3 separate regions of the Homo sapiens genome follow, and all the other regions are linked to region 1. The links are chromatin contacts, found by Hi-C or POLR2A ChIA-PET in ENCODE. All regions are on one chromosome and are shown on one strand. Each heading gives the region's core, a stretch centred on a gene start or an enhancer-like site at or near the end of the contact. The rest is flanking DNA. Distances are from core to core; before and after follow the strand shown.

What was found. A loop is a pair of places that touch in the nucleus more often than their neighbours do. ChIA-PET counts read pairs that join two places held with the same protein, here RNA polymerase II (POLR2A). Pooled maps may share reads with other maps.
Region 2: a loop to region 1 is called in a map with no recorded cell type, with 10 times the contacts of the local background. The contact joins two enhancer-like sites. A Hi-C loop is called at or near these places in 6 of 37 single-sample maps with no recorded cell type and 4 of 50 pooled maps. POLR2A ChIA-PET finds 5 or more read pairs at or near these places in 2 of 52 experiments (T-cell and activated T-cell).
Region 3: a map with no recorded cell type shows a loop between it and region 1 (7-fold over the local background). The contact joins two enhancer-like sites. A Hi-C loop is called at or near these places in 12 of 37 single-sample maps with no recorded cell type and 11 of 50 pooled maps. POLR2A ChIA-PET finds 5 or more read pairs at or near these places in 1 of 52 experiments (activated CD4-positive, alpha-beta T cell).

The regions. Positions count from the first base shown.
Region 1 is chr2:113,692,317-113,695,274 of GRCh38, reverse strand. All of the region lies in intron 1 of LINC02936 (long intergenic non-protein coding RNA 2936), which reads left to right. Among named protein-coding and RNA genes, the nearest start is that of LINC02936, 10 kb to the left of the region's middle. RefSeq lists enhancers at 1,175-1,304, 1,745-1,834. Within about 2 kb of position 1,559, at least 5 of the 41 ENCODE cell types and tissues checked have a DNase peak (open chromatin) inside an H3K27ac peak, as active enhancers do.
Region 2 is chr2:113,922,382-113,925,339 of GRCh38, reverse strand. The region is part of intron 3 of ACTR3 (actin related protein 3); the gene reads right to left. Among named protein-coding and RNA genes, the nearest start is that of ACTR3-AS1, 33 kb to the right of the region's middle. Within about 2 kb of position 1,584, at least 3 of the 41 ENCODE cell types and tissues checked have a DNase peak (open chromatin) inside an H3K27ac peak, as active enhancers do.
Region 3 is chr2:113,857,379-113,860,336 of GRCh38, reverse strand. The region is part of intron 2 of ACTR3-AS1 (ACTR3 antisense RNA 1); the gene reads left to right. Among named protein-coding and RNA genes, the nearest start is that of ACTR3, 31 kb to the left of the region's middle. Within about 2 kb of position 1,461, at least 7 of the 41 ENCODE cell types and tissues checked have a DNase peak (open chromatin) inside an H3K27ac peak, as active enhancers do.

The DNA of each region.
Region 1 (2,958 bases), core at 310-2,809:
TCCTTCAGGTCTTTTCAAATACACAATACATTAGTATTAACTATAGTCATCACGCGGTGCAATAGAGCACCAGAACTTAATCCTTCTAACTGATGATAACTTTGTACCCATTGACCAACCTCTCCCCTTTCCCTGCCCGCCCCTCCCTCCAGCCTCTGGTAACCATCATTCTACTCTCCACTTCTGTGAGTGTGACATTTTTAGAGTCCACACGTAAGTGAGGTCATGCAGAATTTTTGCTCTGTATATGCACATGTCTTATGTACAAGTAAAGAAGCTCTGCAAATTTTAAGACACCAAGGATGGGGCATTCCCACAGCGAGGCAGGCGCTGGGTGCAGGAGGTAAGTGAGGGAGTGTTGTTCCAGTCCAGATTTGATTCACTATTTCTGAAAACATGGAAATGCATTACCAAACAATTGGACAAATATACGTTAAAATTTAAAAAGAACCTTCTGCAGAAAAGAAAGGAGCAATGGGGATAAAACAGCCACACGGTCATGGGTGTTGCACGTATAATATTTTGTTCCAGTTGAAGCTCTGTGTTTTCTTAGCCAGTTTTCTCATGACTACTGATGTACTAAGTACAATCACACCGGAGCTGGCCGACGTTAGACTGTGGGCTGTGGCCACGGATGTCAAATAACAGCCCTGGCCTCGTCCACACAGTAAAGAGCAGACCTCACACGGGATGGTTTACCATCAAGGGGTCCAGACAGAAAGGCTGTTCTAGAACCCCTCTCACTTAAAGAGCACAAATCCGAATGAATACATTGTTTTATTGTTTTACCAGTAAGGTTCTTGACACTGATGACTTACCTTCCTATCCCCAGGAAACAGATGGTAAGTGTCCTTGAGGAGAATATCCCTTCACAGCAAATTCACATCTTTCCTTCAGCCTAGAGAGATCAGACAGAGATGAAGACCTCACCACTAAAGACCCACTCTCCTAGCTGTTTTGGAGAGGTCGCTCTTGTCTTTATAAACTTCTGAAGTTGTCTCTTGGCATATTTCCCTCCCCTCAAATCCTTATAAAAACAGGTGTGGCTAAAGCCTGTCTTTGCTGAAAGAACACTCTCTTCCTTAATAGAAAATTCTCTATTGAAAACTTATTTTCCCTGGCTGGGCTCAGTGGCTCACGCCTGTAATCTCATCACTTTGACAGGCCAAGGCGGGTGGATCACACAGTCAGGAGATCAAGACCAGCCTGGCCAACGTGGTGAAATCCTGTCTCTACTAAAAATACACAAATTAGCTGGGTGTGGTGGTGCATGCCTGTAATCCCAGCTACTTGGGAGGCTGAGGCAGGAGAATAGCTTGAACCAGGGAGTTGGAGGTTGCGGTGAGCCGAGATCGTGCCACTGCACTCCAGCCTGGCGACAAAGTGAGACTCCATCTCAAAAAAAAAAAAAAAAAAAGAAGAAAAGAAAGAAAGTCGTTTCCCTTTCTGGCTTCTGTGGTTAGCGGTGCAACAGTAGCAAAACTGGTCTCAGACATGTGAGTGGGAGGCAGGAAATCTGCAAAGTGACAATGGTCACCATGTGTACTCTTCACCCTTTCTGTGTGCTAGACCAGAGGCCCATGCTGGCATGCCATTCTGACATGCACTGTGAGGGAGCTGACATTCTCAGAACAAATGCCGCATGCGTGGAAGATGGAGGAGCCCCGTGCCAAATTCCTTCTGTTTTTATCCTCCTTCCAGTAGGAGCCCCAGATATCAACTCCACAAATTTGAAACTGTGCCAGACCAGAGTGTGTAGAGAAGTGTTTGGGGAACTGTGGGAGGGGGAGAAGATAATATTGGTATAATAAAATCAAATTCGGGGCTGGGCATAGTAGCTCACGCCTGTAATCCCAGCATTTTGGAAGGCCAAGGTGGGTGGATCACTTGAGGTCAGGGGTTCAAGACCAGCCTGACCAACATGGTGAAACCCTGTCTCTACAAAAAAATACAAAAATTAGCCAGGCGTAGTGGTGCCTACCTCTAGTCCCAGCTACTCTGGAGGCTAAGGTAGGAGAATGGCTTGAACCCAGGAGGTGGAGGTTGCAGTGAGCTGAGGTCATGCCACTGCACTCCAGCCTAGGTGACAGAGTGAAACCCTGTCTCAACAAACAAACACACACACAAAAAAAAAAGAAAAGAAAAAAGAAAAAATCAAACTTGAAAAAGAACTCCATTAAAAAGAAAAAAACTGATTTCATAACTATAATAAAAATACGCTATAAATATAGTAAAATGCCATGGAGTCTGTGTCTAACTCTGAAGAAAAAAAATTGTCATCTAAAAGACAGATTCTGGAACCAAACACCAGAAAAGTTCTCAAGAAATGAATGGCTTCTTTAGAAGACAAAGAATGAGTAAGTTCAGTTGTAACCAGAAGTGAAAGCAAAGTCATCTACAGCTATGCTTGGAGATGTTGGTCTTTTCATAGCATGGTCTTTTTGTGGCATGCAGCAGTGAGGGCAAAGAAACCACTAGGGAACTTTGAAGCCTTGGTTCGCTGCTGCTAGGGATTCCATTGTACAGATCTACTATGCACCAGTTAATGGATAGTTTACTTTATCTATGCACCAGTTAATGGATATTTGAATTATTTTCAGTTTTTACTTATTATGAATAATGTGGCTTCAAACACCCCCATGTACGCTTTTAGGTAGACATAAACCTTCAATTCTCTTCATAGATACTTAGGAGTGAAATTGATGGATCGTTTGTTAAGTACAGGTTTAACTTTTTAACACACTTTCAAACTATTTTCCAAATGACTATGTCATTTTAAAATCTTACCAACACATACTTGTCAATACTTGGTATTGTCAATCTCTTAATTATAGGCATTTTAGTGGGTATGAACTGAATGTACGTTATTCTGGTTTTAGTTGCATTTCCCTAATGATTAATTATTTGGAACATTTTTCATGTGTTAGCCATTTATATATCTTCTTAGGTGATATGTCT
Region 2 (2,958 bases), core at 335-2,834, 230 kb before region 1:
CCTATAATCCCAGCTACTCGGGAGGCTGAGACAAGAGAATCACTTGAACCCAGGAGGCGGAGGTTGCAGTGAGCCAAGATCACTCCATTGCACTCCAGCCTGGGCGATAGAGTAAGACTCTGTCTCCAAAAAAAAAAAAAAAAAAGGTGGCACGATGGCTCACGCCTGTAATCCCAGCACTTTGGGAGGTTGAGGTGGGTGGATCATTTGAGGTCAGGAGTTCAAGACCAGCCTGGCCAATATGGTGAAGCCCCATCTCCACTGAAAATACAAAAATCAGTCAGGCATGGTGGCAGGCACCTATAATCCCAGCTACTGGGGAGGCTGAGGCAGGAGAATCTCTTGAACCCAGGAGTCAGAGGTTGCAGTAGGCCAAGATCACATCACTCCACTCCAGCCTGGGCAACAGAGTAACACTCTGTCAAATAAATAAATAAATAAATAAATAAATAGTTCCTTGAATAAGATGACCACCTTGTTTTGTGAGAGAAAAGGTTTCGCTGAGGAGGTCATATCTAAGCCGGGTCTTAACTCAGTTCTGCTTTCTGGCTTTTTTTTTGGCAGGGGAATGAGAGGTATGGAGGAACTTGTGGAGAACAGAAAAAGATGTATAGAAAGACAAACACTGCATGGTATACAAAAACAAAACTGAAGTTATCAATGAGAAATTTATGTGCCAAAAGATTTGAAGGTGCGTAGAGAGATATACCAGTTCTAGATCAAAGGGACTAGATTCTCAAAAATTTTCCTTTTATTTAGGTTTTATTCTATAAGAAATAAAACAGCAGAGAAATTTTTAAGCAGGGGAATAAGAACAGCTTTAATTTTTAGGAAGACTATTATAGCAGCATTGGGAAAGCTCAAATGAAGCTTAACAGAACCAAGTGAGAACAAGAGTACCAATAGTGGTATGGACGACAAGGGGCCACATTGAAGATTTCTCAGTCAATAAGAATAAGAAAGGGCTGGGCATGGTGGCTCATACCTATAATCCCAGCACTTTGGGAGGCCAAGGTGAGAGGATGGCTTGAGCCCAGGAGTTTGAGACCAGCCTAGGCAACGTAGTGAGACCCTGTCTCTACAAAAAAAAAAAAAATTTTTAATTAGCCAGGTGTGGTGGCACACACCTGTAGTCCCCGCTACTCAGGAGGCTGAGGTGGAAGAATCACTTGAGCCCAGAGGGTCAAAGTGATTGTGGAGGGTCTTGCAGTGAGCCAAGATCTCACCACTGCATTCCAACATGGGCAACAGGGCAAGACACCTGTCTCAAAAAAAAAAAAAAAAAGAGAAAAAAGTCAGAAGATGCCAACAGGTTTCCAGCTTTGAAGTTAGGATGGACCAGATCCATTAATCAAAACATAAAAATTGTGTTTTGTCTGATCTTGGAATAAACAAGAGTGGAGTATATATAATACGTTTTGTTTTAGATATACTAAAACTCAAGAGCCAGGAAATAGGTAGGTGAAGATGTAGTCAAGGAACTGAAAGTAGAGATCTGGTCTGTGGTTGCAGACAAAGGAATGGAGGAGATCACCTAGAGAAAGTCTTTAATGAAAGAATAAAACATTGAGTCACCCCATTTTATGAGAAGAGAAAAAAAAAAAAAAGGAGAACTGAAAGCAGTGCCTAGAGAAACCAACGTTTGAGTAGTGGGTAAAGGAGAAATCAGTGACAATAGAAACAACAAATAAAAACAAACAAAACAGGCCGGGCACAGTGGCTCATGCCTGTAATCCCAGCACTTTGGGAGGCCGAGGCAGGCAGATCACGAGGTCAGGAGATTGAGACCATCCTGGCTAACACGGTGAAACCCCATCTCTACTAAAAATATAAAAAATTAGCCGGGCACGGTGGTGGGCGCCTGTAGTCCCAACTACTTGGGAGGCTGAGGCAGGAGAATGGCATGAACCCGAAGTCGAGGCTGCAGTGAGCTGAGATCGCGCCACTGCACTCTAGCCTGGGCGACAGAGCCAGGCTCCGTCTCAAAAACAAACAAACAAACAAACAAACAAACAAACAAATATTCCATGTTAGGAAGATAACCATTAGAGTAATCCTGCAAAAGAAAGACAAATCAAGAAGGATGAAAACTGTTACATATAATTGGATTTAACAAAGAGCATATCAAATATCTTGAGACTCACTAAGAAGTGTCGTTTTAAAAGGAAAGAGAAAAATAGCTAAATTGCTGAGGACAGAAGGTAGGAATAAAGATTGAGAGAAGTTTTGTTCTGGTTTGTTAGTAGCACTTAGAAGACTTAAAAATGCGTTTAAAATGAGTGGACAGAATCAGTGGAAAGGAACTCTGGCCTCTCGACTGACTGACTTCATCACTTTCAGTGGTATCTCTTTTCCATTTTGGCCACAGTATAGATCTTATATCATCATCACTATCACCTCTCAATCGCTGAAATGCAGGTATACCCTTCTCTGATCACAACCTCTTATTATTCTAGCATACTCAACCACCTCAAGAGATCTCTTCTGAACACCAATTAAGACTTTTGGTCCACTGGTTGCTTTAATTATTCCCTAGCCATCAATATACACAGTCTAGATTTTGACCCATCACCTTTATTTCACATGTTCTTTTTTCATCCTGTCTACCAAAATCCAACCCAGCATATATCCCTAACATAAACTTGCCTATATCCAGAATGCTGATTATACCGCAGAAGCATTTGCACTAGGGTGCTAAAGACTAAGAATTCATAGTCATTATTCTCAAATGGACCTAACCTTGCCTGGCAAGCCTTTACTCTTCTACTCTGTTCCTCTTTACTCTTCACAATGACGAGTGTCAATGCCGCCCCTACCGCTAAGATTTCACCTTCTCCCCACATCCATGACCAGCAGATGATGCCACCACATATTTCGCAGAAGCAGCAGAAGCCAACAGTCAGGAATTCAAATCTGTAAAATGGATTCCATACTTAGCCTTTTTTCTCATTTACTTCC
Region 3 (2,958 bases), core at 212-2,711, 170 kb before region 1:
CATTTTTAAATAGCTACATCTCTGCTAAATTTTCCAGTTTTTGAAAAATAAATTTTAGTTATTAATTCAGCATAATTAGAAGAGTTGAAATTTTACACTTCATATCTCACAGTTTATTTTTCTTACACATATATTTTTTATTTTATTTATTTATTTTGAGATGAGTCTCGCTCTGTTGCTCAGGCTGGAGTGCAGTGGTACAATCTCAGCTCACTGAAAACTCCACCTCCTGGGTTCAAACAATTCTCCTGCCTCAGCCTCCTGAGTAGCTGGGACTACAGGCGCACGCCACCACACACAGCTAATTTTTGTACGTTTCGTAGAGAAAGGGTTTCACCATGTTGGCCAGGCTAGTCTTGAACTCTTGACCTCAGGTGATCCACCTGTCTCAGCCTCCCAAAGTGCTGGGATTATAGGCATGAGCCACCGTCCCTGGCCACATTTTTTTTTTTAAACTCTACAGTTTCACTTCTCTTTTTTTTATGCAAAGTAGTCTCTTCTCTACATCCATGGTTGATTTCTAAAAACCCCTTTGCAGGAGAATTCCCTGTCAAGAGCGTAAGACTTTATGAAGCAAATTAGGAAAATTGAGGCCACTATTAAACTACAAAGAATACATATTTTCCTTAGCCATTTGTTCAAATAGGACAATACATCTGGCACATATTATGTATCTAAAATTAGTAATAAATTCCCATTCACCACTTCTTGCTTTGGGATAACTTTCTAGAACTTCTCTTTTATGAAGTTTCAGCAAGACACATGATTATTTTATAACACGTGATATTCATGATGAGTCTTTTTTCCCCTTTTAGTTCTGGTTGCTACATTTCTTATTTTATGACTTAAAGTTAAATTACTTACACTCTCTACACCCGAAATGATCCCAAGGGAACTGAGTAACTTGAGAGAAGTTAAATATAATTACATGTTTGGACTCTAGAGTTATACAGATCTGCTTCAGACTTAGCTCCCCTACAGAAGATGTGACTTGGACAAGCAAGGTAACCTCTCTAAGTTAGGTTTCTCCATCCATAAATTGGTAAGAATAATATGTACCTGCCTCATAGGATTGTTGAGAAAATTAAGTGAGGTACAATGTGTAAAATTAATATCTCAGTGCTTGGCACATAATCCATGTTAAATAAGTGTTAGCCAATGTTATTATTGAGATGTTTGTTAAGACCATTTCACTACAAAGAACAGCGGTTCATCTGGGTGATGGGAGCAGGGGTATCGTGACGGTATTTATGGAAATAAGGACTTTAAGGACCTTCTGGCATATCAAGAAAAGCTGTCGAGCTGGGCCTCTTGGACTCTGGAAGTCACTCAGGAACTAGAAGCATCCAGTGGAAGAGTCACCAATCTGAGTCATCTTCTTGCTGCCTTGGCAAGTTCAGGGATCCCATAAATGCAGTGACTCAGCATCCCTCCAACTGTACTGCTACCATTCCCATTTCTACTAATTTTTCAACTCTCCTATAAATACCGTTTGATTTTGGCTTACCTATAGCTTCTGCTTGTTCATAACTGCTCACTCCTCCTTTCTGATAACTCAAAACTTCAACTTATTCACAATTTGTCAGTTCCACATGAAATTTCTAGGCAATAATGTCTGTTTGACTCAGTAGTATCCCTATTGAAGCAGAGGTTCTATATGCTAAACCTCCTCGTGGGCCATAAACCCATAGAAAAACTGATGGCCTTTGGATCATGAGCACATTCCTGATTCTAGTCAGCTGAGCTGGGAGAACTGGGGGCTGAGGGGTTCTGGAAGCGGGGCAGAGAACGTGGCATAGAACATGGCCACCTTCTTAGTAGGACCTGTAGGCTCTGCAGTTACCCCCAGAAGTGGGCTGTGTGGTGACTGGCTTGTCTGTAAACTACACTTTGGGTAAATTATATCTCATCTATTCAACATAGCCAAAAAGAAATGTCTCACTCCTCCTCCATTGACAGTTTTTATTACTTTGGTTGGTTGATTTTAAAGGGCAGTAACCTAACTTGAACTAACTTAGACACAAAGAGGAATTTATTGGCTCACAGGATCCAGGAAAGGTTTAAAAAGTTGATGTCCAAGTCCAGTCTTCCCATATAACTTTGTTTCTTATTTTATTTTTATTTTTATTTTTTGAGATGGAGTCTTGCTCTGTCGCCCAGGCTGGAGTGCAGTGGCATGATCTCGGCTCACTGCAACCTCCGCCTCCCGGGTTCAAATGATTCTCAGCCTTATGAGTAGCTGGGATTACAGGCACATGCCACCACGCCCAGCTAATTTTTGTATTTTTAGTAGAGATGGGGTTTTACCATGTCGGTCAGGCTGGTCTCGAACTCCCGACCTCATGATCTGCCCGCCTCAGCCTCCCAAAGTGCTGGGATTACAGGCGTGAGCCACCGTGCCCAGCCTGTTTCTTATCTTAAAATTAAACCCTATTTCCTTTTTTTTCTGATCCCTGTAAACAGTGACTCCAAGCTCGAATGATCTAATGCTATCTCAGTGACCTGTTTCTCGCTTATATAACACTTGGCCCATATGTGTATGGTTCGTTTTTAGCTCCTCCAGTTTTCCTTCAAACTCCTTTTACTCCCTCACATTCTTCATGTTTTACTTTCTTTAGTCTTGGGATTCATGTTACTTCCCCTTCCTGTATTCTGTCTTAAGTAGCTGAGGTATCTCCATAGTGCTTCTCACTTCCTTTTAGTTTCATTCCATTCACTTCCCTAAAGTTCTCTCCTGCTTCTTCCTTGCCTTTTTCTCATTGAGCCCATGAAGTTCTCTCCACTGTCTCAAGACAAAGGTATCCCTGTTGGAGTAAGTAATCTTGATTTTCTTTCCTCAGCAAAAGTTCATGTTGGGGATCCCTGGTGCACTTTTTCTTATCCTCTTATTGCTATCTTCACTATTTCCTGAAATTCATCTTCTTGTTTTTATCCAGTCTCTTCTATTGCTCTCTTTAT